Linked DNA regions of Mus musculus: region 2 is linked to region 1. The links are chromatin loops, found by intact Hi-C in ENCODE. Cell type or tissue: heart. All regions are shown on one strand. Each heading gives the region's core, and the rest is flanking DNA. Links, peaks and the distances in the headings are about the cores only.

Region 1 (16,538 bases), core at 4,747-12,746:
TGTGTCCCCATCAACATGGAACACAAAGGTGACCATGGCCATACCCACCATTTTGTGTCATTGTGACCAAAGAGAAAGTAAACATAAGGGGAAAGGATTTATTTGATTCATGATTTTGGAAGGTTCTGTATAACTTTAAAATTTTCAAATCTTATTTTTGGTTGTGAGCCTAGCCTTTAACGGCTGAGCCATCTCTCCAGCCCATCAAATCTTATTTTTAATGATGGTTCTTAAAACACTTTAACCTCTCTTGTAGCCCACCACCCACCAGTAGTAGTAGGAAAGAAATTATACAGGGGAAGTAGACCTGTTTAGAAATGATTCTTTGGAGCAAATCCCATCTGCATTGTCAAGAAGTCCACAGTTCAGTTCACAGGTCAGCAGTGGCAGCTCGATCCACTCACAAACACTTCTTAGATACGCCAGCAGTCCAGTTGAGTGGACTCAGGACAGCAAACAGGAATCAGCAGTGGTGGCATGACCTAGCAGAGACAGCCAGGCCTCAGCCTCAGCTCCAGTCGGCAGGAGGGACCAAGGCCAAGAGGAACACCAGGAAAAGTTCTCGGCTGTGCCTCTCTCAGTGAAGTGAAGACCAGAGAAGACTTGAGACCAACAAATGTTGCACAGCTAGCTCTATAAGCAAGCCAAGCTCAGCCTCTGTCACTGGCCATCGAGTCCTTTTTAAACTCCCTCCAAATATCACATGTCCTCCACGGGTCTTGCCTCAGTGCTCAGCACGTGAGTCTGTCTCAGCTGACATCACTCTGCCCGTCAGCTCAAGTCCTCGGAAGCAGCAAGAAACTTCAGCACACCAACAGAAGGTTTTTTTGTTTGCTTGTTTGTTTGTTTGGTGTGTTTCTCTCTATGGAGTTCTGACAAATGCAGCTCAACTACACTTTGTAAGGAGGACCAATACATGTGTGTCATTAGCCAAGAATCCTTCATCACGTGTCCTTTCACGTGCTTGCTTTAGTAGAACATTCTTTTTCTTGTGTCTGCTTCAGGGAAGCATCCCTTCATGTGTTTGCCCCAGCAGAACACCATCCGACAGTTACCAGTCATGGTTGGGAGGGGGAGGCAGAGAGCAGAGCAGCTCACAGGATGGCTGCCTCGAATCACGAGGGGACATAGAAAGTGGGTGGGGAACCAAAGTACCTAAGGACACACTCCAGAGATCCACTCCCACCATTACAAAGGCTGAAAGCAAAAGTCTAGGATATTATTTTTGGAGCCAATTGGAGTAGAGGAACCTGAGACCTTTGATGGGAGAGAGGACAAGGGGGGAGCTTGTCCTCCGAGCTCAAGGTCAACCCAGGACATTTCACAGGGAGGATTTTACAGGAGTAAAAACCAGTGGTTTGGACACTTCCCAGCTAGAACATGATAGGATGTGACCCCCAAAGCTCAATAGACAAATATTCCAAATGATCTTTTCTTTTCTCTCTTCCTTTCTCCTTCAGGGTATTGAACTTAGGTCATTTGTCTTAAACATCTTTATCTTCATCACCAGGAGATTGTTTGATGGGGGTGTGTCCTGGGGAATGACACTTGTTTTTCCCTTCCTCATCGGATTCATCCGCAAATGGAGATGAGGCTCCAATTTGTGGCTCAATTTGAAAGATGAAAAATTTAGACCTGTCTGTCCTCACTGAACGTTTTTCGCGTGTGCGTTCAGTAAAGATTCCGGATGCTATGTCAGCTCTTAGTTTGCTGAAATGTCCCAACCAAATCACCCTAGTACCGTGTGAATCCGGATTTGAAACTGTCATTAGTGGGTGAGGACTCTGCCTCGTGGGCTGCCTGCTCCCATGGTGCTCTGCTCTCTGCACCCCTCCCATGGTGCTCTGGTCTCTGGCTGCCCCGCCCCCATGGTGCTCTGCTCTGTAGTTGCCCCACCCCCATGGTGCTCTGCTCTCTGGCTTTTGCATTCAAAGCTTTGTTTGTGGCTTGGCTCCATACTTGCTGAGGCTTCAGGGAATATAGACTCGCACAAATATTTATCAAGCTGAGTGACCAACTGTGGGATGGGAGATGAACTGCTCCATGTATATGGAAATCTCTGAGCTCTGGGCTGGATTGTGTGTTCATCTGACCCAGAACATTGAAACCAGATAGCCCTATGATGTGCAGAATAAGGCAGGGCAGGAACTCCCTGCGGTGGAGAAGAGGAGAGGAACACCAGAGTGACTCACTCTCTCTTTCACCCACCCTGCATCTCTGTGTTGCTGGAATGTCAATCATGATGCGGTGGGATGACCACTATTTGAAATCTACAGTTGTCAATCTTGCGTTGCATTTACTAAGATGCTCTTCTGGCTCCAGCAGCCCAGCAGAGTATACTGAGTTCATGCTGTCCCACATCCCTGCTCAAGATCATGCTTGAAGGTTGGAAACCTGAGAAACCCATAAGTCTTTGCTGCAGTGGCTGGAGAATGGGGACTTTCCTCTCATATTCTTGGGTTTTGTGTCAGACTTCCCATCTCCCTGACAAATACCTGAGAGAAACAAGTTCAAAGGGCGAGAGTTTATTTTGGCTTAGGGTTTCAGAAACGTCAGACTGCGCACAATCTGGTTCCTTTGTCTCTGGGCCTGTGGGGAGGCAAAATATTGTGGTGGAAGGATATGAAGCATAGGGGTCCACATTGTGTATCTGGGAAGCAGAGAAAATGAGCAGGAGCCAGAGCCACACCCCCTAGTGACGGACTTCCTCCACAGGCCCTGCCTTCCACACTCCTGCACAGCCCCTCCATCTGCCAAGCATCTATTTAGATTTCCAAACCGTGGGTGGATTAAACCACCGAGTTCTCATGCTCTGGAAAGGCCCTCATAGCCAGGGTGCAGTGTACTAACCGCTCTAGGCATCTCTCTACATGATGGCGTTGACAATAAGATTAAATAAGACAGAGGGTCGGAGACTCCTGTGTCTCCATGGGTGAGGAACAAACTTCAAGCACATCCTTGCCTTCAAAATGAAAGCAGAGCCCCTGACACCAAATCCATCTGTCCCGGCACATTCCCACTTTTAATTTGTTTTAAAATTCTTGCATTTGATTTCCTAGACTTCTGTCATTTATGGAACTCAAAGCTATGTGGACAGCTACCACCATCTGGGTACCATGATGGACGGGTTTTGTCTGAGTATCACTGGCACGTCATTTGCTGCTGGATCTTGCTTTCCTTACAGCGGAGGTATGGCCTGTGGTGGATATCCCATGAGCACCTACGAGTTGTTTGGGTGATGCTGAGAATTTAAATAATGTAGGTGGTAAATGAGCTGCTTTTCATCGCTACAACAAAATATTCGACTAGCTGGGAAGGAGAGGATGTCTTTTGTTCCCGGTTTCAGAGGGTTCAGCCCACGTCAGCAGACACCATTGCTTCTGTGCCTGTGCACCGTGGCATCACAGCAAAGGGGCACGGTGGAGCAGGACTGCTCACCCCATGGTGAATGGAACCAGAGACTGTTGCAAGCTCTGTCTTCTTTGCCAGTCCTTTATCCCCACGAGACCAGATGTGGCTGTGTGTGACTGTTGACAGTCCTCCTGGAAGGAGGGAGTAGGGAGAGTTATTGGACCTTGCCTGAGTATCTGACCTCTCCCAGGCCGAGTGTAGGGGTGATTCCTCACTGTTAGAAGTAGATGGGCCTGTGCGGCAGGTGGGTGAAAGGCTTTTGAGAAATGCTCTTGCTGGACTTTTCATAGTTCTGGGTCTCACAGCAGAAGTCTTCTGAAAGAGTCTGGCATCCCAGAGAATTTTCTAGTACTTGAAAAGAATTAAAGACTTTGACAGCCAAAGACACATTTGGCATGGCACCAGAGCAAGAGAAGACTGTGTCAGAGAAGAGGGACGCTTCCAGAAACTCTCCAAAGTTGAGCTGACAGGAGGGGGAAGGTCCTTCAGGAAGACTTTAAGAAAACAAAGGTTCAGTTTCTGTCTCTCATTGCTTCGTGCCGCTATAATTTTGCCCAACGAGGACACTGTACTCATTTAGACTTATCGCTGCTACATATCCCCACCCCTCTCATCCCTTGTCTGTGTTTCTTTGCTCTGAAGGAGGCTGTCTCCTACCTGCAATCCCTCGCTGCTTTGCTCTTTGACCTGGGTTCTGTCTTTCCAAACCAAGGCAGCTGCTTCTATCTGGAGCCAGGGGCGTCTACACCCAAGAGTCCAGCAGGCAATGCCTGACCACGTATCAGATGCTTCATGGGCCACACATCTGAAAAGAATTCCGAGCCGCATCCATTGCCTTTGCCTTTGAGTGAAATCGTTTCTAAAGAAAGTCTTCAGCTTAACTTTCTTCTCTTTCTACAAATGTTGCCATAGGCAAGCCCAAAGAACAGCGCCTTAGCAGGTCCTCCCTGCTCAAAGAACAGCTCCCCAGTAGGTCCTCTCTGGCTTCCTCAGAGCCTCCAGGGACCCAGCGAACATTTGGACAGACATGTTGCTTTTGGAAATATATCAGCCCAGTAGACAGATTTGCTAAGTCATGGCTGTAATAGTCTTAATGTGATTTGTGACATAGGATGGTGATGTTCCTGTCACTCACCAAAGCCCTTCCCCAACAGAAACGCTCTGAGTACTATATAAATATCATTTAGCCCGTGTCCCACATTAGTGGTCCATTGTGGGGAAACTGAGGCCTATGAGTGAGACACGCCCGTGCGCATACTGATGGTTGATTGCTAGCATGTGCCGGTTTCCCATCTGCAGTGGGCGTGTGGGTAGTGCATGATAGAGGTTGTCAGTCTACTTAGTGAGGGGTATATAAGACAAACAGCCACTTGATTAGTGGGTAGTAAAAGACAAATACATCATTAGTGATGAAAGAGTGTCCCGTCATCACAGTACGTACAAAGTTCATACCGAAGTCCCCTCGGGGTCTACAGGCTCATTGCCAAAAACCACCAGACTAATAAGAATTCCATTATGATTGACACGGTTTATAAAACTTTTTAATGAAAATATAGTTTCATGTCAAACTCAGATAAATTCGGACCCTGATTTTTAATAAGATGGTAGGGTCTCTTGCAGATCCTTTGGGGAGATTGAATCATAAAGCTGTCAGGAGGCAGATCGCTGTGTCTTTCCAGCGCTGGGGTCTTTGCCATTCCATCTGTTCTTTGTAATGAGTCTTTTGGTCCCCATCTTCAGAAGGGTAAGAGGACTAAGCAGCCAGACTCTGTCTGCTGCCCCGAGATGTAGTGTAGATGGCATGAGTCCTGCTGTCCTGCCCGGCAACTGTCTTGGGGGCAGCGGGTGAGAAGGCTTGAAATCAATGGCTCAGATGGGGGAGCAGGCGAGAACACAGTGAACTTAGTTATTAATTCTTGGGGAGCACCCTTTATATCCTCCACTGCATCCCACTGGTCCCAAGCAAGCATGTCTTCCAAGTGGCAGTTCCCGATTGGCTGTCATTGTCTGCATCACCAATCTTTAGGCTCTCAGACAGTCTTCAATTAGGTCCTCAGGCAGAAGTTGCCTCCATGGCTGCATGGCCAGATTAGAATGCTGAGTCCATGGGAGACATAAGAGGATCTTGAGTTCCAGGCTAGCGTGAGCTATATAATGAGACCCTGTATCAAAACTCTCTCTCTCTCTCTCTCTCTCTCTCTCTCTCTCTCTCTCTCTCTGTCTCATAGGGAGAGGTGCTGATACTAAACTCTGGTTCCCTAATTGATTCTTGACTTAGTTGATAAAGGAGGTCGGGAGCCAATTGCTGGGTGGAAGGGACAGGTCCTTCCTGGTCCCAGGAGGAAAAAGAGATGCAGGGAAAGAGAAGGCGGTTTCTGGCCAGGCTTTGGAAGGAGACGCACAAAAGAATCATGCAAGATCTTGGGGAAGGTAGAACCAGGTGGCTTCCACCACCAGCTCATAGCAAAGGAGGTTGAAGGAAGCTAGTCAATAAGTTTAGGGCAGGAGATTCTGTGCTCAGCAATTGTGTTAACAGGCAAATTCTAAAGTAATAAAGCTGTCTGAGTGTTTTTCATCCATGGAGCAAAGGTGGAGGGAGAGAGAGAGAGAGAGAGAGAGAGAGAGAGAGAGAGAGAGAGAGACCATGTGGATGATGGAGGCTAGGTGGAGCTAACCTGGGAGGAACAAGAAAAAAAAAACAAAAACAAAAACGGAGAGGGGCCAGAGCAAGGGTGGCAGCCCCAGGGCTGAGGACACGGGCAAAGGCAATAGTGTATTTTTTTAAATTACATGCTATACACATTAGGCTGGGAGATATCTCAGTGGGCAAAGGGCTTATTGCATAAACATGGTTAGAACATGGTATCTGGTCTCTCCTTCTGCACCCGTGGTTTATTCTGTAAAACAAAGCAGTATTATAAATATTCTAAGACAGATATTTTATTTCTCAAATTTAAATTTATTTTTTTCCACTGATCATAAAAGCATGAAGATATCACACATTTGCAGAGTACCATGTGGTGTCCCACCACGAGTGGAATACTTAAATCTGATTAAATCCCCCTCTCTCCTCAGGTGTGAATTCTTTCTCTTCTGTATGTGTCAGCGGACATTGAGCTCAGGGCCTTGAGTGTGGTGGGCTGAACACGGGGTACAACTGAGCTTAGCTCTGTGCTCTTTCTAGTTATCTGTTTCTTTCCCATGTGCACACACGTGCCATAGTGCATGTGTGCTCAGAGAACAGCCTGTAGGAGCAGGTTCTCTCCTTCTGCCACTTGTGTTTCAGGGATGAAACTCAGGTGATCCAGCTTGTCAGCAAGCCCCTTTATCTGCCGAGCCTCTTGCTGGCCCAGCTCCATATTATATTTTGGTGAAAACAACCAAACTTCTTTTTTTTTCAGGTTTGAAATAATTATTATTGTTATTTATAGTTAGTCCATTGATAAAAATTTGACCATTAGGATTGGGATCTTGGTCTGAACTAGTCTCTTCTGGAAGTTTTTCAGTGTATCTAGTTGGGGACAACGCCATGTGTGGGGATAGAGCAGAGCCAGTCCTGTGTCTACCCATGTCCCTGGGACCATCACTGAAACTGAGAGAGACACCTGTGAGGCCCTGTGCCAGAGAAGAACTTGAGGCTAGAGAATGTCTATTAACCCAGAGAGGGCCCAGGTCCCCCAGACAGTTCCATGCAAGTCCAGTCTGGTGAGCCAGTGAGTCTATCAGGGTTACATGCATGGGGCACAGAGACTGAGGGGCTGAAGAATTCCCACCCTGTCGTGGGCGAGGACTCTCAGAAGCTGCACTTCTGCAGTTCCTCATAGACTGATGAGTCTCCTCTAGTGGGCAGTTGTTGGTTGATGATACAGCCTTGAGAAGGAGCCTGGGAGTCCTGTAGGTTTCACGAGTTTCCCTGCTCCTTGTAAGAGGAAATTTAAAAAAGATTTATCTTAAGTTTAAGAGTGTGTGTGTGTGTGTGTGTGTGTGTGAGAGAGAGAGAGAGAGAGAGAGAGAGAGAGAGAGAGAATGAATGAGTTCTCCAGCACGTGAGTTCAGGTATCATGGAAGCCAGAAGGGGGCATCAGAAACCCTGGAGCTAGAATTATAGGTGGTTGTGAGCTTCCTGATCCGGATACTGAGAACAGAACTCATGTCTTCTGCAAGAGCAGTAGGTGCTCTTCTCTGCTGGGCTGGCTCTCCAGCCCGGAGGGAATGCCTGAGTAACATTCTGTGTATGTGCCCAGTAAGCTTTCCCAGAACTGAGTCTGTGTGACACTCCTTGTCTGCCTCTGAAGCATATTTACTACTCTCAGTCTTCATGTCTGGAAAGACCCCTGAGCACCCTGAGCATACAGGCCAGTTACCGTCTCCACACTGGCTTGTGTCTCTATCACCGTGTAAGGGAAGCTGACAGAGCGAAAAGATCCCAGAGACTCACACAGAAGGGGGTCGATCAAGTCTTTGTCCGGTTATAACTTCCTTTTGAGGCAGGGTCTTTCTCCGTAGTCTTGACTGTCCTAGAGCTTGTTACGTAGGTCAGGCTGGACTCAAACTCACAGAGATTCCCTGCCTCCTGAGTGCTGGGATCAAAGGTGTACACCACCACTGCCCAGACCAAGAATCTTTAGTCCAGTGAGCACTGGGATGTCTTAAAAGAGTAATACTACTAAGGATGATGAATCTTTCAAGAGAAAGTTATCTTTTCACCTAATATATACTTGTGTTGGCATAGCAGTACACAGCTTGGCATGCCTGCCTAGCCCTGCAGGCCACACACACTGAATTTCTGCTTCCTCCTCACAGCTCTGCGTTCCTCAGGCACCTCCCCTTGTGATCCAGTCTCTCTTTTACAAACAGTGCACAGAACCTCTACGGGTGAGGGGCAGCTCTGGGCCAGTGGTCCCTTTGTCCCGAAGTTATATACAGGATCTTCTCAAGATGTGGGCCACTGGAGGGAGATGCCATCTTAGAGGATGGGAAGTCTGACCTGGCTGCTGGCTTCTCAGCCAGATCTTAGAAGAAGAGGCAGGAAGAAGGATGGTAGGAAACTACAAAGAAAAAAAAAAGGGAAGAAAACACAACTCTACCCGAGCTACCGTGCTCTGCACGGACTGGACTCCCCTTGTAACCCGGGTGAAGGATTGTAACTAAGTTGTGATTAAAACCAGGAGTGAGAAGGGTTGTAAATAAGTTGTAATTAGAGCCAGGAGTGAACTCTCAGGAAGGGATCAGGAGCAGCGCCACCCGGACTATGGCCACAAGAGGGCGCTGTGGTGAAGCTCACCAGCCGAGGCTCTCGCTGCTGCTGGGAGCCAGTCACAGAGAAACTCCAAGAGAGGGGCATTCTGGGAGCTCGTCTGTCACCTTGAGAGACTCAATCTTTCTCTTGTAAAACACAGAATAAAGTAACAGATACATCAGCACAGCTGCATGCCTTTTGAGCATCCTCTCCATCCTGGCTCTTGGCTCTGAGCGGTTGTGCCGGGTCCTGTACCCTCTGCGCACCTGCCTTGAGACATCTATCTTCTTAACAGGCTTGATGACAAGGGATATTTTATTTAAACCCTCTTTCAGAACCTTACATTGCTTTTCCACTTGTCTAGTTGGTCGTCAATTGACCTGTCCTTGTGGCAGGAAGTGAAGATTTAAAGAAAGATTGACGAAGATGCCTTTGCGGCTCCTGTTCGGCACAGACTTGGGTCGATGCCTTTGAGGTTCCCTGTACAGAGGACTCTGTACAGTGAGTGGTTGGAGCTGCGTTTAAAAGGTAATAATAGAGGCATGAGCCAGGCACCAAGGAGAAGCTCAAAGCTCCCGTGCCAGCCGCGGGGAACCCCAAACTGATTGCTTTAATTAATTAGGCTGCTGGCAGAGCTGTGGGGCAGGAGGAATTCATCTCCAAGCCTGGTAAAAGGCTGAGGACGCTGGGTCTCAGGCACTCAGCCCTGCAGTTCATGGTTGTTGTTGTTGTTGTGTGACCCACTGGCTGGCTGTTTTCCTCTCCTACAGTGCTGTTAGATTTTCTTAGAAAGTAAGTTACTTATTTGACCTGTGTGTGTGTGTGGGGGGGGGTGTATATATGTAGGGGTTCATGTGACATGGCACATGCATGTGAGCCATCCTGCTGGCCCTAGGAACAAAGATTTTTAAGCCCTCCCAGAGGATGATCATTTCTATTGAAGTAGGAATCCAGGTGAGGCAGCAATGAGAATAGGGGTGTGGCTTAATGTGGGTGTGGCTTAGTGTAGGGGTGTGACCTAATGTGGGTGTGGCTTAGTAAAGACTTGTCTTTGTGGCCATTAACCCTCACATTGCCAACATGGCTTAGACTGTCTTTGGAAGGGGAACAGGAGACTTCAGAATCCACTGTCACAGTCTGTCACTGGGCTTCAGGGAGGGTTCTCCCAGGCCCACCGAGTTCTAAGATCCCTGTATAGGTGGCTGTGATTAAGATGGGACAGACTCAAACTCAAGATGCCACACATCACACATCGTGGGGAGTAGAGCGTTTTGAAGGCAGCCATGTGCCACTGGCTGAGCTCCAGGATGGGCAGAGAAGTGAGTTCCTAAACTCCAGACCCTCTGCCACCCCCTCTACATGGGGCTCCTTCCCTCCTCATAGATCCTTCCACTGCCGGCACCAACGATGACCCCTTTCTATCTTAGTTATATGGTATGTTTCTGTGTGTGTGTGTGTGTGCATGTGTATTTTAGTGTGTGTTCATGTGTGTTTCAGTGTGTGTGTGTGTGTGTGAAGGTGTAGTGTATATATGTATGTGTGTATGTGTGCATGTCTGTCAGTGTGTATGTGAAGATATGTGTATGTGTGTGTGTGGTGTGTGTGTAGTGGTGTGGTATCTGGGGTCATGGGGATGGCAAGCAATGCTCAAATGTTTTAGGTCACCCAATGGCATCTATTCAATAGACACCTTTGCCTGCCACCCTGGTAACCCAAGACCATAGGTTCCATAGCTATCTGGCCCCTAAGCATTCCTGAGCAGATACCAGGGACCCCCTGGTTGTTTTAGATCATGTATCAGGTAACTGTGTGGATAGCAACTGAGCCTTCGCTCACTGAGAGACTCATGAAGTAGCCATTGGCCCAGGCATGGGGGTGTCTTTGTCTAGCAGGTGTTATTGATCTGTTAGCCCATGGGTGAGCTCAGGAAGGCTATGAACATTGCCCAACATATTTGTAGATGTCAGTGTTGTATTGCAACTTGGAAAGTCGGGTGCTCTTAGTAGAAGGATCAGTACCCATCTCTCAGAAAGACGCTGTCATGTTTACTTTTGTACTTGACCCCTCAGTGCATTGAATTATACAGGTATTTTACCTCCTTCAGCATTGACTTTCATTATTGTTAAACACACACACCACACACACACATTACACACATAGACACCACACACACACAGAGGTACATTACACACACAGACACCATACACATACACACTCGCACACACATACACACCTAGAGACACGTGGACACACACACAGACACACATAGGCACACCACACATACAGACATACAGACACACCACACATACAGACACACAGACACACCATACACATAGACATACATATATAATACACACAACACATAAGACACACACATACACACAGAGCCACATACAGACACACACAGACATGCACACAGATATCCAAACACACACAGAGACGTACACACAGAGACACACTCAGACACATACACACAAACACACACACAAACACACAGAGACACACAGTCACACACAAATACAGAGAGACACACACAAACTTACACACAGACATACACAGAAAGACAGACACACACAGAGATACACACACAGATACACACAGAGACACAGACACACACACACACACCACCTCTATCTTAAGTGTCCATGCTGTGGGTTCTTGTTGCAGTGGTTTTTCTTCATTTGCTTGGGAGCTCCTGTGACTCCCAGCTCTTCTGATATCAGACACAGCTGCACATCACTCTTGATCTCGGGACCCTACTTCCAGTTCCTAGCCGACTACAGAACGAGGGGACTGTGCACAGAGAAGGGCTTCATTCCAGAAAGGCTGTGCCGGGTGGGTCGCTGTCTCGGAGGAGGCTCCAGTGTTTGCTGTCTGTTTTCCGTTCCTTTTCCCGTCGTCACTGTTTGACACTCTGCCGTTGTTTGCCCACTGTTGCCTGTGTGTCCCTCTTTCCATCTGTTCTTAAGAAAAGTTTTATTTTAAACCACCCCAGACGACAGGAGCTGGGTCTTGACAATGCTTAGGGTGGCAGGAGAAGAAAATCCGTATGGAACCGCTCCCCTCCCCCTCTTCTGCCTCTGACAGACTTCTGTTGGGGAGGCAGCCTGCCTCCAAGATAAGTGCAGGTTTCAGAGGTAGGTTCCCTGCGCCCCAAGATAAGCAATTATTTAATAAATTGGCTTTGACATGAGCTTTCTCTTTTAATACTTCCCTTGCCGTTGTAAGATAATCTCCTGCATGTGATTTCCCATTGCTGGCGTGATGACCCGCTGTGGCTCACCTCGGGAGCCTCTGCCTCTTCCTCAGGTGACAGATCCACGTGGAGAGAGATGGCCAGATGTTGGGAGGTTGCTCTCTCGGTTCAGTGCTTGCTATGCAAGCATGAAGACCAGTGTAAAAGGAGAGAGGGAAGGGGGGGGGTGAGGGAGAGAGGGAGGGAGAAAGAAAGGGACAGACAGACAGACAGACAGACAGAGGTGGCGCATGCTTGTGATCCCAGTGCTAGGGAGGCTGAGGCATTGGAACCTCTAGGGATTTATAGTCAAGAGGCTGAGTTCCAGGCTAACAAGATACTCTGACTCAAAAAGAAGGTGGATGGTGTCTGTGGATGGCGTCTGTCTGCAGATGGTGTCTGTCTGTGGATAGCGTCTGTCTGCGGATGATGTCTGCGGGATGACTCCTGAGGCTGTCCTTTGGCTTTTTATCTAGACATTTGTGCACTTGTGTGCTCACTCACACACACATACACAGCACACAGGCACACACTATACACACACACCACAGACACACACCACAACACACATACACACACACTATATACACATATATACCATACACACATACCTCAGCCACACACACACCACACATACATACCACACACACCACACACAGGTACACACCACATACACCACATGCACCACACACACCATACACACTACACACAATGCAGCACACACCACACACACATACCACATACATATACCACAACACATATATACACACACTATACACACATATATACCACACCCCCCCACAGCTATATACACACCACACATACACACCACACACACTACAACACACACACCATACACACATGCACACCACACTGACTCACATACATACACCACACATACCACATACATGCCACACATACACACCCACACAGTATCCCCACCACCACATATACACCACACACACCATACACACACCATATACACCACATACAGGCATTCATACCACACACATGCCACACATACACACCACACACAATATACCCCACCACCACCACCACATATACACCACACACACACACCAATGAGGTGGGCTTGACTCCCTGCATATGTGGCTGTGGAAGGGGCGCCAACCCCAACGCTTATCTCACAAACTGTGTCTTCCCTGTCAAGTTCTGAGGAGCACTCCAGTGTGGAATGACCATTTAAGGAGATCTGGGCAAGCACAGCCTTTGATCTCCTGTGGATTCAGAAAGGACTCAGGAGTTAAGGGATCATTCCAGTAGTCAGCGACTGGCTGGCATCTGTGCCTTCCAAAGGCTGCACAGGACAGACCCCAGAGAGAGGAGTCCCAGAGAGCCCTGGCAGGGGCATTCCGTGCTTCGGGCTGGGTAGCGAACCCACTGCAGCATCTCACGGAAATCTGCAGGGAACCAGCTGAGGGCTCCTGGGGACACACTGGGGAGGGGAAAGACCCTGTGTGACAGGCTGCTGTGAGGGGCTGGGTACCGGTGTTTGTCTGAACTCTAGCTGGAGGGAGGATCAGGGTACCGGTGTGGTGTCAACAGGTTTAACTGAAGTCATCACAATGCCTTGGTGAGCATCAGCAGGCACGGGGCTCAGAGCCTGGGCTCTGGGTGATCCAGCTGCTGTGATGTTCTGCCTAAGCACATGGGGTCAGTGGCCCATGGTGTTGGAATAGCCAGCACGCCATGGTGGACCCATGTAGGAGAACCAGGTTCATTCTGTGAGCCAGGACATGGAGATACAGTACGAGACTAGTCACCTTGAAGGGCACACCACCAATGAGCTAAAGACTACCCATTGGGTAACCCCAAAGTTCTACCATCTCCCTATAGCACCCAGGGGCGACCTGTGGGGAGCATTCATCTGACAGACAGCAGTCCTATAGGAGGCTTCAGGTGATGGGAAGGGCAGGAGGAGCCCTTGGTGGCACTGTGGCTTTCAGTGGCCACCTTTTGTGGCTGTACAGAGAGCTACAAACCTCAGGCTGATTGGCTCAGTCTGTTGTCAGGGTCTCCAGCTAGGTGGAGATAATCTTGTGTTTCACCTCCTTCTGAAAAGGCTGGGAAAGGGAAGGGTTTTCTCCTTCCCTCCCTCCCTTCCTCCCTCCCTCCCTCCCTCCCCCCTTCTTCCCTCCCTCCCTCCCTCCTCCCTTCCTCCCTCCTTTCCCTCCCTCCCCCCTTCTTCCCTCCCTCCCTCCTCCCTTCCTCCCTCCTTTCCCTCCCTCTCCCTTCCTCCCTCTCCCTTCCTCCCTCCCTCCCTCCCTCCCTCCCTCCCTCCCTCCCTCCCTTCCTCCCTCCCTTCCTCCCTCTCTTCCTCCTTTCCTTCCTTCTCTCCTTTTATTTCTATTTTTAAGCTAGCAATCGTCCTTTATTAAGCATCAGAAAGATAAATCACAAATTGACTTCACAGTGTGTAAATAATCTGGGGGAGGCAGAGACCAGACCGGGAGATGAGACCTCGATGTCTACGGCTGATGGTCCTATCTATGCCGTGCTGAATGCGAGTCTCCTATGGGGACATTTTCATTATCCTAGCCAATTAAATTAAATAAATTTAAAAAATAATTATAACAACATTGGGTTTCATTTAATAATAGGATGTTGTTCCTGTGATATCTCTCCTGTAATATATGACAGACAACTAACATTGTCTGTTTCAAAACTTGGTATTAATGAATGTGTCAGACTCTTGTTATTTTGGGGCAAGGTTTCACGTAGCCCAGGCTGGCCTTGAACTTACTACATAGCTGAGGGTGACCGGAAGCTCCTGATCTGCCCATCCACTAAAGGAAGTTTCCCTTTTCATGCTTTGTGTCCTGCTTCCTGCCACCTTAGAGTGTTTGGTTTTCAGGGTCTCCTGATGCTGCCCTCATCTTCAGGGGAGGGAGGAGATAGGATGAAGTAAGACAGAGGTTAGGGAAGGGGGGGTGGGAGAAAGCAGGGGGAGGAGAATGGGAAGGGGAAGATAGAAACAGAGAGACGGGGAGGGGAGAGAGAAGGAGAGAGGGAGAGGGGGAAAGAGATACAAGAGAGACATAGGGAGAGGAGAAAGGGGGAGAAGGGGGGAGAGGGAGAGGAGGAGAGACAGAAGGAGAGAGAGAGAGATGGAGAAAGGGAGAGAGGCACAGAGAAAGGGGAGAGACATAGGAGAGAGGGGGGGAGAGACACAGAGAGAGACAGAGACAGGGTGGGGGGAGAGAAGGAGAGAGGGAGAAGGGGAAAGGGAGAGGGGGGAGAGGGAGAGAGACACGGGAGGGAAGAGACATGGGAGAGAGGGGGAGGGGAGAGACGGAGAGACAGAGGAGGGGCGAGAGGAAGAGAGGAAGAGTGAGGCACAGGGGTGGCGAGAGGGGGGAAGGAGAGAGAGAGGGTCTTGCTGTGTCCCCCTGGCTGATCTGGCACTTTCTATGTATAGACCAGGCTGGCCTTGAACTCATAGAGATCTTCCTGCCTCTGCCTCTCAAGTGCGAGGGGATTAACAGCCAGGCCAGTCCTCACTTAAGTTTTTACCTGAATTTAAGAGTTTCCCAATTCAGCCAGTCTGGCCAGCTAAGAAAGCCCCAGGGATCCTCCTGTCTGTCTCCTCATCATGGATTCCCCACCACGCTTGGTTTTGATGTGGGTGTGTTATCATTCTGTGAACAAACCTGGCAATATGATGCTGGGTAGGTCTCTGTGTAAGGATTCCATCCAGGTCAGGGGAGGTGTTACTTTAGCCAGGGATGTGTGAATGGAGGGGACAGGCACCCTCTGTCCTTGACCTCCCTTCTCATGGCGGATTTCCTGACCTTTCCAGGGCTAGGTGGGTGGTCTGGAGTGAGCATCTGTGATGATGTTCACGCTGCATCCATTTCCATCCATCCAGGCCTGGTTAGCACGCTGGTTGATACAGGCTGGCTGTCACAGACATTTTTAACAAAACTCACCTCTGCACTAAGAGAGAAGTGTTGCCTCCGAGCTTCTTCCACTGAAACATGAACAACCGACAGCTGGGCTCTCTGATGCTAAAGCTTCTGCTGGGGCCAAAGGCAAACATGGGGGAGCTGTGTGCCCATGGGGGAGCTGTGTGCCCATGGGGGAGCTGTGTGCCCGTGGAAGAGCTGTGTGCCCACGGGGGAGCTGTGTGCCCGTGGGGGAGCTGTGTGCCCGTGGGGGAGCTGTGTGCCCACGGGGGAGCTGTGTGCCCACGGGGGAGCTGTGTGCCCACGGGGGAGCTGTGTGCCCGTGGGGGAGCTGTGTACCCACGGGGGAGCTGTGTACCCACGGGGGAGCTGTGTGCCCACGGGGGAGCTGTGTGCCCACGGGGGAGCTGTGTGCCCGTGGGGGAGCTGTGTGCCCACGGGGGAGCTGTGTGCCCACGGGGGAGCTGTGTGCCCACGGGGGAGCTGTGTGCCCACGGGGGAGCTGTGTGCCCACGGGGGAGCTGTGTGCCCGTGGGGGAGCTGTGTGCCCGTGGGGGAGCTGTGTGCCCACGGGGGAGCTGTGTGCCCGTGGGGGAGCTGTGTGCCCATGGGGGAGCTGTGTGCCCACGGGGGAGCTGTGTGCCCGTGGGGGAGCTGTGTGCCCGTGGGGGAGCTGTGTGCCCACGGGGGAGCTGTGTGCCCGTGGGGGAGCTGTGTGCCCATGGGG
Region 2 (16,538 bases), core at 5,213-13,212, 200 kb after region 1:
CTTTTCTATTGCGGGTGAGCTTTTATCCGAGTCTGGTCTATGTCATCCACTCCCAGATCCAGAGTGATGGCTTTTATGTAATTTGTGTGTGTGTGTGTGTGTGTGTGGTGTATGTGTGTGGTGTGTGTAAGCAAGAAATAATAACAGGCTTGGAAATGTGAGAAATGTATTAACCTTCCCATTATTTTTTTTAATGCCCAAGAGAATGAGAGGGTGGGCCACCGTAGAGGATGTAATTATTTTTCACTATGAGGTTTTATTTATGTTAATAAACCTGCCGGCCTACAGTGCCTGTTACCAGCCAGGTGAGTTAGTCCAGTTCCATACGTCATACCCTCTCTTTCCAGCAGCTTTCTGCATAACGTAAGGGAACTTTAAAACCCCACAGACACAGAGTATGGGATCACAAGCTATCGAACACAGCAGCTCCTCAGGGTTGCTCGCTCCTGTTAGTCTGGAAAGATGGTGGATTTGCCATGCTCAGGTGGCCCTCACCTTTGTGAGCTCAGACAGTTTCTCTGATAAAAAAAAAAAAAAAAAAAAAAAAAAAAAAAAAAAAAAAGAACTCCCACCCACTAGCATGAACTGATGAGGAAATGGGGTGCTCAGGGAGCAAGGATTGTTCTGTAAGATGCATGGGTCACAATAAAGCCTACCCGGTCAAAGTTACTGAAGAGGTGAGTGGCCAGCCACTTGAGCCCAGACAATAGCTATGCAGTCAGCATCAGTAGTGATTTCTGGGAACAATGGCTTTGCTAAAGGATCTGGTCATTGATAGGTAGTGGAAGTTCCATGGTTAATTTCATAAGTCAGATATCTGGGGAGTTGCAGAGTCCGTTGACAGGGAGACTGGAGACGCCTTCCCACAAGTACCATATGTACAAGGTGCGATATACACAAGAAAAGTGTGTGCTGTACAAGTGGAAGAGACAAGCAGGTGCTATGGTGTGGACCTAGAAAGACCATAACGGCCCTGGGTGGGGATTTTAAGCCTCAGATCTGTCCAAAATCTCCAGCTCCTCTCCTCTGTTCCCATCATCTGCAGTGTGCCCCAGAGACAATTATTTTGTTCTAGGACAGGGACTGAGAAAGCTCAGTGGATGACCCTGCAATCTCTGCTCCATGCCTGTCACTCAGCTCCTGGATTAGTACAACTGACACCTCTGAAGGAGGACTGCAACAGCTTAGCTGTGTAACAAACACCCCTGAAGGTAGAGACATGTAGTGGTTATCCCTAGGTCTGTGGGTCCCGTGACTAGATGACAGGTAGCTGTTCTATTGTCCCTTGAGGCATTTGTTCTGATGCCTCATAGAAAGTGTCAGATGTCCTTGGGAGTCAGGTGAAACCTCAGGATATAAGCCTGTCCCCACATTTGCAGATCATTCTGGTGTCGGTCACATGACGGCAGGAAGGGTCCTAGCAGCCAGTGAAGGATACCACCTTTCTGCAGGCACTGTGTGACCCTCTGTTAGAATCAGTCACTTTGTTTGGGTCTCCCACCATGCTGCCCCAACTGAGGGCTGGAAAGATTCCTGCAACATCTTGGCAGGGGCAGCAGCAAGAGGCATTTAGATCAAGATTGGAGGTCTGTGGTCTGTGGTCTGTGGTCTGTGGCACAGTTCCTACCTATCCCAGAAGACAGCAAACGGTGAGAAGGTGGCCCAAGAGTGCAAGCCATCCCTTTGAGAGAAGCAGTAAAGGCAGCAATAGAAAGCGAATGGAAATCACAGTGGGCAGCAGAGCCCAGTAAGACCTGTATTGTTTCTGTGGTTGGAGAGATGTTCAGCAGCTCATTACTGCTCTATCAGAGGACCTGAGTTCAAATCCCAGTGCCCACACCAGGCGGTTCCCAAACACCTGTAACTTCAGCTCCAAGGAATCTGACACCTTTTTCTAGTTACTGTGGATACTCATACTTTCGTGTGCTTGTGTACACACACACACACACACACACACACACACACCCCACCTGGCCCCCAACACACACACCCCTATCGCCCACATCTCACACACACAGAGTCACACAGACAAACACATATACACCACCTGCCCCCAACACATACACACACATACACACACACACACCACACACACACACCCCACCTGCCCCCAACACATACACACACACACACCACACACACATACCCCACCTGCCCCCAAACACACACACACACACACACACACACCTACTGCCCACATTTCACACACACATACCACCTGCCCCCCAATACATACACACCTACTGCCTATACCACACATACACACCACCTGCTCCCCCAACACACACACCTACCACCCACACCACACACACATACCACCTGCCCCCAAACACACACACACACACACACACACACACACACACACACACACACACACATACACACACTTTTTTAAAGATAAAAATTTTTAAAGGATTTGCTGCTTTTACTAAGGTTGAAAAGAGAAATCTAGGCACTGGCTGCTCTTCTAGAGGACCCAGGTTCAGTTCCCACCACCCACACTGCAGCTAATAACCAACTGTAACTTCATATCCAGGGGATCCTGGCAGGCACCATTCGGGAGAAGCTGTCTGCAGTGGGCAAGTGAGCTTCCTGGAGACGGACCACTGTTTTGCACAGCTGTGATGGATGTACCTTGGAGAGGCACAGCCCCAGGGCCTCTGTCCCAGGATTGCTTTTTGCCACTGCTGTGCCTTCTCATTGTTGTCCTTGCTATACTTCTCATTTATCTGGCATGGTGCCATTGGACGTGGGGAGACCCTCACTGCCAATAGCCTGCTGCTATTACTCCTCCTGCAGACCAACATGAAGATGAGCTCGCTCAGATGAATGAAGGATTTTAAAGAATTCCTGACTTGACTTAAATAGTTTAGGAAGTTGGAGCAGTTGACAAAGTTTAAAGAGATGGTTTAAGTTGTTTTTGTCAGAAAGTTGGAATCAAGACTATAACGTGCCCCCTCCTTGTAGGTTAGCGAGGGCCGCCAAGGTTAGAAAGGAGCACAGCGAGCGTTCACGTGTTGCAAGCACACAATTGTCCTGGGACAAGTTAATGATCAAAGAAAACGTTTCATTCTAGGTTGGGTCTGAGTTCCTGGGTCTTGGATGTGGCCACAGGCACAGATCTCGGTGTGCACCCCGGAAAGGCAGGTTTATTAACAAAGCGTAAATAATTCTATGATGACTGTAAGAACAGGGAAAAGATGATTAGCCAGTTTAGCCAAAGAAGACTTCAACAATAAGACATAAGATAAACGGTGTCTTTCTTGGTAAATACAAATAGTAGGGGGAAACTTGCTGTTATTGACTGGCTTGCTTAAACTTTGTTAATCAATGACAAAAGAATAATTGCCTTGGGGTTACAACGAACTTGTGGAGAGAAAGATAAATGGGAAATATTTAGTTAGGTATGCGTTTAAACACCTGATCAGTGATCCTGTTGTAATTTCCTTTTGTGTAATGATTTTATTCTGTTTTTTTTGAGGAATATGTTTTGCAGTGATTGTTTTATAGAGAATATGTAACTTGTGGGTATGAGGTAGTCTTTTTCTTACATAGAGAACTGTCTTAGGAGGTATAAAAAGGCTAAGAGAAAAAAATGAAGTTGTTGGAGCCTGCCAACGCCAGTGCGTGCACATGCATGCACGTGAGTGTGCGTGTATGATTTCCTCCACTTTTTTTTTCCCTTCTTGCCAGCCCCCAAAGAGTTTAAAGAGTTCAGAGTAGTCTCTCTCCAGGCACAGGGGATGTCCGTCTCAACAAATCAAGCTTTATTCCTTCAGGGAAAAATCTGCTGACTCTACAGGGCTCCTCAGTTTCCCCCACCTAGTGGAAGCTGGCCTACGACGGGTCCCACGCCCTCTTCAGGCTTCTACAGGTACTGCATGTATATGATGCACAGACTCACCCACAAAACACAAAACAAAACAAAAACGAAGGGAAATAATTTTTTTAGAAGAAATTCATGCTATGTTTTCAAACTGCTATCCTTATTACAGATATATTAAAAAGGTCTTATTTAAACTAAACAATTTAAATTACATAAGATTATATTTCTGTATATCCTTGTTCTATGACTTGCCTGTGTTTAACAGAACCCAATCAACCCATTTTATTAATTATTGAGGGGAGTCATACATAGAAAAAGCACTTAATATTGTTTTTGTGTGTGTGGGGGATTTTTATTAATTAGATATTTTCTTCATTTACATTTCCAATGCTACCCCATAAGTCCCCCCAAACCTTCCCCCCTCCCCCTCCCACTTCTTGGCCCTGGCGTTCCCCTGTACTGAGGCATATAAGGTTTGCAAGACCAATGGGCCTCTCTTTCCACTGATGGCCGACTAGGTCATCTTCTGATACATATGCAGCTAGAGACACGAGCTCCGGGGGGTACTGGTTAGTTCATATTGTTGAACCTATAGGGTTGCAGACCCCTTTAGCTCCTTGGGTACTTTCTCTATCTCCTCCATTGGGGGCCCTGTGATCCATCCTATTAAGGAAAGCTGAAGTGCTGAGAGACCCAAGAAGGACCCGGGTCCACACAGAGAGCTCCTCAGCTGGAAACATCTTGACTCACAGATGTCACCCAGCTGTTCGGTAGAGGGTAGGTGTGTGAGCTTGTCAAACGGTTTGAGTGGCCAGAATAAGGACTCCTAACCTCAGTCTTCTCATTCATGCCTGACTCGGAAGGAAAGGGTGGGATGTGGGGTTTCCCAACGCCCCTTCATTCCCCATCGGACATTGCTTGAGAATGGTTTCTGACATTCACCCATCTATGGGTTTTCCAAGTTCATTACGTTCTAAGTCCACCGAGTATCAATCCTTTGTATGCAACAACTACTCAGAACTGTTAAGGCAGGGGTAGGATGGGGTGGGGTGTGTGAGGGGTGGGGCAAGGTGAGGTAGGGGTGGGGAGGAGTGAAGTGCGGGTGAGGTGGGGCACAGAGAAGTAGGGGTGTGTGGGGTACGCGAGGGGGTTGTCTCCCCTGCAGAGCACTGTGAGACAGTCTCAGAAATCTTCACTTAGGAACGTCTAAGATTGGAAACCAGGATCTGCCCTTTTAGGAATCCCCAGGAGACCCCTAGGTGGGTGGTAACCGAACATTGCATTCATTGGGTGACTACCTCAACTGTACTGAGAGGTTTTCTGCAGAGCCTTGTATATGACCTGGTATAGAGAGGCACTGGGAGACCAAAGATGACTCCACCCAAGTCCCACTTGGTTGGGTTACTTGGGGAAAGCGAGAGTATGGGTGGGGGATTAGGATGTGGTCTGAGTTCTCCCCAGGGGCTTGTGCAAGGGACACTAAGCCCCAGTGTGACCACGTGAGAAGTCACAGGCTCTTCAAGAGACAGCACCCAGTCAGTGAGTGGGTCATCAGAGGAGCTCCTGTCCTTGGAAGGTATTGATGGAATTATTCTAGGGCCCATGGTCCTGGGACAGCTGTAGTAAAAGACCTGCCTGGCCCCATGCTCTCTCTCCTGCTGTGTCAACTCTTCTGCTGCTGTGACATCCTCCAGGTGACCTTCACTAGAGCCCAGCAGAATCTGATTGCGAAATCTCTGTTGACAGAGCAAGTAGGTGGGAGGTGGGCTAAGCTGAGAGCAGAGGGAGCCAGGGTTTGTTTACCTGCAGTTGTTTGATGAGCAGCACCAGCTCAGAGCTTGACTGGGTTTCTGTAAACAAAGGCACCGACCATGACTCTTCGGGTTCCTTCTCAGCAAACAGTGCTGAGAGTCTGTTCATCTGAGCATCACAGTGTCACCCTGCCTTCAGAGCTTGCTGAAAATGCTTTGGGCTTGTGTGCTGCCTAGTTTTCTGTCAGTTTCACACAAGCTGGAGCCATTTGGGAAGAGAGAAACTCAGTTGAGAAAATGTCCCACCTCATTGGCCCATGGGAAATTTTCGTGATGGATGGTTGATGGGGAAAAGACCCAGCTCACTGGGGGCAGGGCCATGGTGGGCTGGTGGTCCTGGGTGCTTCAGGAGAGGCCTGAGCAAGTTGTGAGAACAGGCCAGTAAGCAGTACTCCTCTGTGGCCTCTGCTTCAGTTCCTGAAACCCTGTGCCTGCCATGTTTGAGTTCCTGCACTGACTTCCCTCAGTGGTTGAGTTACACTCAAGTACACACTGAAACGACCCTTTCCTCCACAAGTCGCTTTCAGTTGTGGTGTTTTACCACAGCAATAGAAACTGCAACTAAGACAGAATACTGTTCCCACTGTCCATCACACTGCCCATCACACTGCCCCACTGTCCATCACACTGCCCCACTGTCAAACACACTGTCCCACTGCCCATCACACTGCCCCACTGTCCTTCACACTGCCCCACTGTTCATCACACTGTCCCACTGTCCTTCACACTGCCCTACTGTCCATCACACTGTCCATCACACTGCCTCACTGTCCATCACACTGCCCCACTGTCCTTCACACTGTCCCACTGTCCTTCACACTGTCCCACTGTCCTTCACACTGCCCCACTGTCCATGACACTGCCCCACTGTCCATCACACTGCCCACTGTCCTTCACACTGCCCTACTGTCCATCACACTGTCCCACTGGCAATCACCGTGTCCCCCTCTCCCGCCACACTGCCCCCACATCTTATAGCAGTGCCCAGCTTTTTCTTCTGTCCCACAGCTGCATTTGGTGCTTAAGGAGATGGGAATGGTATGGAAGTTTGCAGGGGTCACTGCAGATGGCAGGAGCTAAGGCATCTGAGGTTAGGAGACCCAGTGCCCAGCTCCCCCTGAGCTTCCCTCATTCTCAGGGAAGAGACTTGCCTCTTAGATGAGTTGCAGTATTTTCAGGAGCAGAATGGATCTTCAGGAATGGACCTGGTGTTCACTCACCGAATTCTCTAGAATGTTCCAAGCCCACATCCCACACAGTGGACACCGAAAGGGTGAGTGTGCACAGCAAAGATAAAAATCACCTAAAGCAGAGAGAATTGCTGTGCGTGAGGGGCACCTCTTGTAATTCCTAAACTATGGCTAAGGAGAATGTCAGCATTTCGTTGCCTTCCCTTCCGGCATCTTCTCAGAGTTGAATGGATTCCAGCAGGTTTTCTCTAAAGCCTCATCAGGAAACCTCTGTAGTTAGGTGAAATTCATCAGGGTTTAGAATGAGCCCAGATTTCTGCAAATTCTTATTTTTTTCACACAAGGCTGGATGATTGTAGCTTTGGGACATTGAGATGCAAATGATGTACGAAGCCTGACATATTTGCACGTGTGCCTGCTGAGGTTCACACAGCTCAAAATAAATAAACAAATAAAATGCTGTCACCTGGGCTGTTGAGAGAGGATGAGGAGGCTAACGTTACAGAGCTTTGGGGGACAGTGGGAAGATTCTTCACGAGATCTTCAAGACCTTGCAACAGAAATCTCAACCCAAGTCAAACAAAGCAAAGACTGACCTGGTCTGGAGACTAGGCATGGAGACCAGGCATGCAAACCAGTCATAGAGACCTGGTCTGGAGACTAGGCATGGAGACCAGGCATGCAAACCAGTCATAGAGACCTGGTCTGGAGACTAGGCATGGAGGCCAGGTATGCAAACCAGTCATGGAGGCCTGGCATGGAGACCTGGCATGGAGACCAGACATGGAGACCAGACATGGAGACCTGACATGGAGACCAGACATAGAGACCAGACATGGAGACCTGACATGGAGACCAGGCATGGAGGCCAGGTATGCAAACCAGTCATGGAGGCCTGGCATGGAGACCAGACATGGAGACCAGACATAGAGACCAGACATGGAGACCTGACATGGAGACCAGGCATGCAGATCAGGCATGGAGACCAGACATGGAGACCTGACATGCAGACCTGGCATGGAGAACTGGCATGCAGATCAGGCATGGAGACCAGACATGGAGACCTGGCATCCAGACCGTGCATACAACCCTGTCATGGAGACCAGGCATGGAGACCTGACATGCAGACCTGGCATGGAGACAAGACATGGAGACCAGGCATGGAGACCTGACATGCAGACCTGGCATGGAGACAAGACATGGAGACCAGGCATGCAGACCTGGCATGGAGTCCGGACATGCAGGCCAGACATGCAGACCTGACATGCAAACATGACATGGAGACCATACATGCAGACCAGGCATGGAGACCTGACATGCAGACCTGACATGCAGACCTAACATGGATATCAGGCATAGAGACCTGGCATGGAGACCAGGCAGATCTCTCATGTTCCTGACATCTGCCTGAGGTCTGATGGATCCATCTTCTTTCCTCTTTGCCTTGCAAAGTTCTGGGGAGGACCTTTGATGTCAGCCCTCCCCCCTGCTACTCACTCTTTGCTTGATGCCACAGACATGTTTGTCCACCAGGGCTTGTTGTTAGGACTCAGGACTCCAACTACCGAAGAGAGGATGAGCAACAGCCTTGGACCTCAGGCCTTGGAGGGTGAGGTAGAAAGATTGATGTTTCACTTTGATCTTGAGCCAAGATGAACCAGAGAAGGGCTTTGCTTCCAATGTGCTTGCCGTGCCCACAGAAGGGCATTAAAACCCTGCCCTCTGCCCAATCAGGCCTTATGCAAGATAAGTCAGGCTGTTCTTGTTAGAAAAGGACAGCAGGCCTGCTCCTGTCTGGCAGCTGGTGGCAGATGACATGCCCGGTAGCCTTATGAACCTGCATAGCTCCTAGACCTAATCTTGGGCGTGTCATGAATGTCAGGGCCCTGGATGGAGGTCCATTGGTTTGATTTAACTGGCTCTGTGTGGTCTAATGAGCCAACACTAGGCTCTGGGCTCCAGGGTCACCACTATGGCCATGGGCATGGAGAACACATGTCTTCTTGGCCCACACCTTCATGCATGCTGAGTGGGTACAGCTCTATCCTCAGAGTTGAGAAGCCTTCTGAGTACTACGTCTTGCCTTCAAGTTCTTCTCAGACACGGCTTTCAGTTTGCCTAGGACTTAGGAGTTGGCTCTAAGGAACTTGTAGGCTAGCAGGACACCTGCCCCTTCCTTGGCCTTCCTTCTCCATGTCTGTGCTGGGTGCCCTAGTTTCCTGCCAGTCCCTGAAACCCACCATGGCTTCCTTGGCATCCTCGGTGCCCATTGGGGGACATGGTTTGGACTTCCACTTTCCTTTCTGTTGCTCTCTATAAGGAAGCTCATGAGGGGTCTGTTTGCCATGGTCGGGTGCAGACTCTCTAATAGCACTTTGTGTGTATGCCCTCCTATCATTACTAACACGGTCTCTCTATGGGCAGCTCCTCCCCCAACTCCTGCCTGCTCTCTCTGCTCCCACACAGTTGGCACAGTTATGACCAAAGATCCTTGGCACATGCTTCTCCCAGCCCTCCTGTCCCCTTTGTATTTCACAACTCCCAGTTTCTGCACCATGACAGACAGTCCTCTTTTACCCCCTTTCCTTTCTGGCTATTTCCCATTGGTCTCCTAGAGCTTGCCTCTGCAAGTCAGCACACACATTACAGGCGCTCAGTTGGGGCAAAGCCCTGGCCCAGCCAGCCCGTGGCAGAAGGAGGGGCTGAGAGATTTGGCCAACTGTTTAGCAGATGCTGTGGGAGGTCCCTGCTCCCCAGCAGGCAGGGGTGGGAGGAGCATGATTGGCACCTCCACCCACAGGCAAGGGACTGAACAGACTCCATACAAGGGAGGTGCCTGCTCCAGAGAAGGAAGGCCAGAGGAAGAAGGCCCAGTCCCACTGACATGGCTCTCGTGCTTTATCAGAACACATGGCTTGTCCTGGTCCTCTGAATTGGCAGGGACCTATGCTGACCTCACAAAGTCCCTGGGTACACACACTGTGGCGTTTGTGCTTTCTACATCGGCTATGATATTTACCAAGATGTTCGTGTCGCTGGGAACAATCAGACCATTCTAGAACTAATCAAAGCGCTACATTCTATTATAAACGCCTGAACAGATGAGCCTGCTGCCTGGAGTTCTTTTGGGGGCATAGGGGTCCCCAAAAGGGAGTTCTTGGGTTATAAATATCTCTTCTCTGCAAAGGCTGCTTGCTCTCTCTCTCTCTCTCTCTCTCTCTCTCTCTCCCCCTCTCCCTCCCTCCCTCTCCCCTCTTTCCCCCTCTATACTGAAACACCCCTGTGTCTAGGAGGGGCTTCTAGTGTAGCCAGAAGAGGCACAATCTTGCAAGAAAAAGAAAAAAAAACTATGGTACAGTAATCTGGAGCTGGGGTGAGGAGCAGAGGTGGGGTGGAGAGAGGGAGGGGGGAAGAGCGGAGTGGGGAGAAGAGAAGGAGAGAGGGGATGAATGAGAGAGAATATGTTGGTACTCAACTTGCTTTCTCTTTTTTATTTAGTCTAGGACCCCAGCTTGTGGGACAGTGCTTCCCACATTCAGGGTGGGTCTTTCCTCCTCCGTTTAACCTCACTGAAAACTTCACAGACACACCATGCTTCCATGGAGATTCCAAATCCAATTAAGTTGACACTTAAGATTAAGGTTAGCACATGACTATGGCATGTCACAGCCTGTGATGACTGTCTGTGTTGTGAACTGGGAATGGGAAGTGGCGACTAACCCCACGGGAAGCCCCGGTTAGCAGTAGCTCCTGTGTAACATTGTCCTTGAGTTAGGCTGGAAGGACACAGATGAGGAGTGGTGGTGCCCCTGTCAAGTGTAGAGAACACTCAGCTTATACTCTCAGTCCCGAGGTACCTGTGCCCTGTCTGTTTTTTGGTAGGGGTGGGGTAGGGTGGGGTGGGGCAGGGCAAGAGAAATGGGCAAAACAAATCCCACAGATCAAACTCTGCAACCAGTTAGCAGAAGTTCAGCAGAGGTCCTGTCTGCCCCTGAGGATGTGTCTGCCTCCACCCCCACCCCCCATCCCCCCACCCCGTCCCCTGGAAGGGGTTCTGTTGTGCTTTTGCCTTCTTGGCTCCAGTTTGCTCCTCCCTCCCAGCCAGGTGCCTGGGGAGAGAGAAATGAGAAGCCAGTGGGCACTGGTGGGAGCATGGGTTGTTCATTGGGGTGTGCCTGAAACATTCTCCCCTGTACTTTCTCCCACACTCAGGAGACGAGAGCTTAACCTATTGGTACTTCGGGGGTAATGCTGTGCACACTTCAAAAATAGAATCTGGAAGCAGATAAGTGTAGATGGTTGAGAATAGGATTCGATTTTGTGAAAGTTGTCCTTGGACACATGTGTATGTGTGTGAGTGTGTATGAGTGTGAGTGTATGTGTCCGAGTGTGTGTGATTATGTGTGTGCGTGTCTTTGTGTGATAATGTGTATGTGTGTGAATGTGTATGTATGTGTGTGTGTGAGAATGTATATGCGTGTGCATGTATGTGTGTAATATGTGCCTGTATGTGAGTGCTTGAGAATTTGTATGTGTGTTAGTGTGTGCACGTGTGAGTGTCTGTGTGTGTAAGTGTGTATATGAGAGAATGTGGGTGTGTGTATGCATATGGAGGCCAGGGGTTGACAATCCATGTCTTCCTCAATCACTCGTCACCTTATTTCCTTGAGGCAGAGTTTCTCACTGATCATGAACCTTGCTCCTGTCTCCAGTAACACTCTGCAGTGTTACAGTGCCTGGCTGTTTGTGTGAATTTGGACCCTCATGTTTGCGTGGCAAGCGCTTTGCATCTTAAGCCATGTCCCAGCTCCAGGTATAGTCTTGAAGACTACAGCCATATTTACACAGGTCTTCCTCTACACCATCTGCATGCTCTAGTTTGCTTTGCCCATTTGTCTTAGTCAGGGTTTCTATCATGACCAAGAAGCAAGTTGGGGAGGAAAGGGTTTATTCAGCTTACAATTTCACATTGCTGTTCATCACTAAAGGAAGTCAGGACTGGAACTCAAGCAAGTCAGAAAACAAGAGCTGATGCAGAGGCCATGGAGGGATTTTACTTAACTGGCTTGCTTCCCCTGACTTGCTCAGCTTGCTTTCTTATAGAACCCAGGACTACCAGCCCAGGGATAGCACCACCCACAATGGGCTGGGCTCTCCCACCCTTGATCACTGAGAAAATGCCTTACAGCTGGATCTCATGGAGGCATTTCCTCAAGGGAGGCTCCTTTCTCTTCGATAACTCCAGCTTGTGTCAAGTTGACACACAAAACCAGCCAGTGCACCATTGAAGCCCAGCCTCAGGAAAACCCATGGAATATACTAGCAGAGTCTGGTTTATGTACATGTGAAACACATGGCACCGTAGAGCCAGAGCCCAACCTGCCTCTCTGCTACCGTTTCTCCTCTAGCCTCCTGGCTGCCTTCCACTCTTGTCTCCTGTGTCACAGCTGAGTGCATCTATGATTTGAATGATGATCACATGAGCTACCGAGAGGACAGGCACGTGCAACAGGCACGTGCCACCATTTTTCTAAGGATGTTTGAAGACAGGCTGTGGAATGTTGTCTCCCTATTGTGGCAGCCATTACCACCTTCATCAGGGCAGCTGTGACTACTCTCAAGAGACCCTCAAGATTTGACCTGCTGACCTTTTTCTCATTGAAGGAGGGGCCGGGGAGGGTTATTAAACCCTTAGTTGAGATTTCATCCAGTCCCTCCTGTGTTCTTTCCTAGCTGTGTGTCATTCCAGCCTGGCTGCCCGAGGTCTTGGGAGGTGCTGGAGGTTACAGAGTGAGGGAGGGTAACTGAGAATCGGGGAGGGATGCCATCCATGCAGCTATGAGGAAGTCGTTATTCATGCCAGAGAGACTCCTACACTGCTGCGGTTTGGGGCTTACTCGTTCTCCTATAAGTGAGTTCAATAAGCCATGGGTTCACCACGGTGGACTCTGCAGGTATCACTCCTTTGCTCTGTTTCCACACTATCTTGGGGAGACATGTTTGTTTCCTTCAGGAAAATTAATGAAACACGAGGTATCAAGAGTGTGTCTGATCCTCAGAGACAGAGCAGCGTTCCACAGGAAGAGCCCTGTGGGGAATCTTGGAGGACGCTCTGGCCCCTGCCTGGCCTTTCTGCACTTGGTTCAGAATGACTCTGACATTCCTTGTCAAGCTTCTTGTATGTCATCTGCATTGTGACTGACCTCCTCGCTTCAAGTGCGAGTGTGAATGATAGTCCTAACTCAGGCTTCCTGCCAGATATAGAGACTGTCAGCTGAGGCTGTGTTCTGGCACCGACTCTCCACCCCTTTTGGATAAAGCTGGAGGATAAAAAGCTGGCTCTTTATGGACAGTAGCCAGTTGTCCAGACGCACTCAACCATATGACTACAGAAACATTTGAGGTTGTGTTCAAAACAAGGAGAGCTGTCGTGTTGTGGATCTGGGCACATGGTTTAGAGGCAGTGGACCCAATGGGTCTCAGTCACATGACACAAGCTCTCTGGTTATAGACCTGTCTATCCCTGCAACCCATTTTTAAGGGAGGGATGTAATTTCTACCACTGTTATTTCTGCTAGCTTAAGATCTCACAGAGCTGAAGTATATGGCCCCATGTCACTCAGGGGCTGCCTCTCGTTGTGTGTGGCTGATATGTGGCTATCAGTAAGGATGGTGTGGGGGTGTTCTAGGAGGACCAGGGGCTGGTGGAAGACAGAAGATACACATCACACAGCGATTCCTGTTTACTTCCATTTAAAAAAATAGTAGTGTTTGTGTGTATGCATGTGTGCGCGCATGTGTGGTCAGACATATGCCACAGCATGTGTAGAGGTCAGAGGACAACTTGTGAGAGTCAGTTCTCTCCTTCTACCATCTGGGTCTAAGGCGTGAACTCAGGTCATCGGACTTGGTGGCAGGCGGGTGCCTTTTCCTGCCATCTTGCTGGCCCCTGTTTACTTCCTTTTAACAAAATCATCCCTGTTTGAATAGTCCTAATTAATTCTTGCTTTTTTCCACACAGAGTTCAGTAAAAAGGAAACATTCATATAAAAATCCGGATTTTCCTCTTCCTGGGCTCAGCCATCCCAGTACTAATTGCTGGCCAGGAAGGGCCCAAAATAGCAAGGCTGCCAGTCCCTGCCTGGGCCCGGAGCCAGATCCCCAGAGAGAATGCAGGACGAAAGGGAGAGAATACTTGGGAACAGCCAAGCTCCTTCTAACGGCCTCGTCTGCGGAGTCAGGCATTGCCACCTGTCCCCAGTGCTTCTCTTTAATTACTGTGAGGCTGCTCTGTGACTGTCACCAAGGATGCTACCACTGCTGTTCTCAGCATAGTAGGGCCTGATGCAGGCTCAAGAAAGAGAGCCATTCCCAGGTAGATTTAGTCCTTTGTTGGCAAATCCCTATAGCATCCTTCCCCTGGGATACAGTACCAAGGCCTTCTGGCTCCATCTAGGCACACGAGAAGCCTGCATCTTTGGTGTCTGGCAGAAGATGCTGCCTGGGGTGGGGCGGGGAGGGCGGGGGTAGGAAGCAGCACTGGATGGATGGATGACATCAGCTGGAGCCCGTCCCCAGTGAGGATGCTGATGCTAGTTAATAACTAGCAGGACCCCAGTGGATGACACCATCTGCAGCTGAGCTGACGAATTAAGGTCTAAGCAGTGGGGGCTAGAGAGAACATTTTGGAAACAGGGCTGACAGGGATGCACACGTGAAGGGATTTTTTTTTTTAATTGCACTATTCTCAAAGGCATTCTGTTCCAGCCAACTCTGCCTGGCTGTCGGGTTGTGCTTTTGAGGACACAGCAGGGCAGACTGCTGTTGATGAGTCTGGGATTATGGAATCTCATTTCCACCTTAGCCTGAAACAGCAAAGCTGTATGAGTTCAGAAGAGGTTTCATAAACATTTCTGGACCTTGGGGATTTTTGTTTGTTTTATTTGTTTTTGTTTTTAATTATTTACAAAATGAAAGCAGCGGCATGTATCCATCAAGATTTTTGGATTAGCACAAGAGGAGATGGGTGAAACTGTCATTTCCTTTTGCTTAAAACAGCAAGGTTTCTGTCCTTAGGCAGAATGGGGGAGCAGTGTCTTAGTTGTAGGAGGGAGCAATGAGCTTGGGAGAAATAAATGTAGCTGGGTTGTCGCAAGGGCCCCTGCATGCAGGGTCTTACATGTCGTCCGTGGTCCCTTCCGATCTCTTACCTCTCTGTTTGAGGCTTCCGTCTCTTTCTGTGAAGATTAACTTCCTCCGCAAGTCAGCTCTTAAAACTCAAGTCAAAGGACAACCCCCAACTTCCCCACTTATTCTTGGTGGGTACACAGCTTTCTTCAGCTTACTTCTCAGGGGAAACATCTGATTGGCTCGTTCTTGATCAGGTGGCCAGCTCTCATCCAATTAAATTCCCTGCAAGACGTACCTAGCAGAGAGAGACTACATCCTGAAAGCTAGGAAATGGTTCTAGAGGGTGGAGGGCTGCTCTGTTCAGGGCTTTGTAACCTACAGAGGGCATAATGGACATGAAGTCTGGGTGGCAATGATACCAGGACCTTTGGCATGGGTCCCTGCACTTTTGCACCTGTGCCTTTAAGAACTCTTACCCATCTGAGCTGCCCTCAGCAGCGGTTTAGTGGACCGACCCCCAAGAAAGAGCCAGAAACAAATCCCTACTCTGAAGGTCATTTGGAATGTGGGCAGAGACACCACTCTGAATAACAATCAGAGGCGATGAGAGGTTTTTACTCAGGTGGGAAGACGTTTGGCTTCTTGGTGGACTTGACTACAGACGAAGATCCTCATCAGGAGGAGACCTTGGACTGAGGCAGCCACTGCTGTGGTCTGTGACCTCTGCAGGGTGCCCTTCCAAGGACATTAGCTACCAGGAAATTAACACTTCGCAAGTATAGGGTAGAGACCTCGGGGGTTGCTTGCTACAGGGCTGGGGAAGAAGCTCATGGCTTTAATGTTGGTTTCAGGGAGATGAGCTCACTTCCTGCATTGCACACTGAAATTCCATTCCTTTAGGTAGGGCCTGGACTCCTCTGAGCATCAGCCTGGACACTTTCACCCATGGGTTGGCTGCTTTTCTCATCTTTGTCATAAGATCTGGATAAAGCAGCTTGAGGGAAGATATATTCATTTTGGTTAAAGGGAAAACAGTCTTGCTTGGTAGGGAAGGTTCTGTGGCAAGAACAGCTTGTGGCTTTGGTTGGAGGAAGCAGAGAGGGGCAGGAAGCAGGGCTGGGCTGTAAATTCCAAGATCTGCCCTCAGGGACCACTTCCAAAAAAAAGGCTCTGTACTGGCTAGTTTTGTGTCAACTTGACACAGCTGGTGTTATCACAGAGAAAGGAGCTTCAGTTGAGGAAATGCCTCCATGAGATACAACTGTAAGGCATTTTCTCAATTAGTGATCAATTGTGGGTAGGACCATCTCTGGGCTGGTAGTCTTGGGTTCTATAGGAGAGCAGGCTGAGCAAGCCAGGAGAAGCAAGCCAGTAAGTAACATCCCTCCATGACCTCGGCATCAGCTCCTGCTTCCTGACCTGTTTGAGTTCCAGTCCTGACTTCCTTGGTGATGAACAGCAGTATGGAAGTGTAAGCCGAATAAACCCTTTCCTCCCCAACTTGCTTCTTGGTCATGATGTTTGTGCAGGAATAGAAACCCTGACTGAGACAAATTGGTACCAGCATAGTGGGGTATTCCT

The links. Hi-C counts contacts between places; a loop is a spot of excess contacts. Peaks named below come from ENCODE experiments on the same cell type or tissue, not always from the same donor. Only the 100,000 strongest peaks of a DNase experiment are listed, where the experiment ranks them.
Region 2: a loop joins it to region 1, with 2.5 times the contacts of the local background. A loop is called at or near these places in 1 of 42 quality-filtered maps.

The regions. Positions count from the first base shown.
Region 1 is chr8:125,175,422-125,191,959 of GRCm38, forward strand. The region is part of intron 9 of Disc1 (disrupted in schizophrenia 1); the gene reads left to right. Among named protein-coding and RNA genes, the nearest start is that of Disc1, 130 kb to the left of the region's middle. In heart, for the core only: no CTCF peak of the experiment used is centred there; a DNase peak (open chromatin) is centred at 8,710; H3K4me3 peaks cover 1,266 bases; H3K27ac peaks cover 4,023 bases.
Region 2 is chr8:125,376,310-125,392,847 of GRCm38, forward strand. It overlaps Gm30713 (a long non-coding RNA gene), which reads left to right and starts at 9,575. Exons shown (of 5, transcript XR_879356.2): 1 at 9,575-10,179; 2 at 10,326-10,468; 3 at 11,040-11,061; 4 at 11,502-11,640; 5 at 12,236-12,533. In heart, for the core only: no CTCF peak of the experiment used is centred there; DNase peaks (open chromatin) are centred at 8,702, 9,612, 12,362 and 13,152; H3K27ac peaks cover 4,327 bases.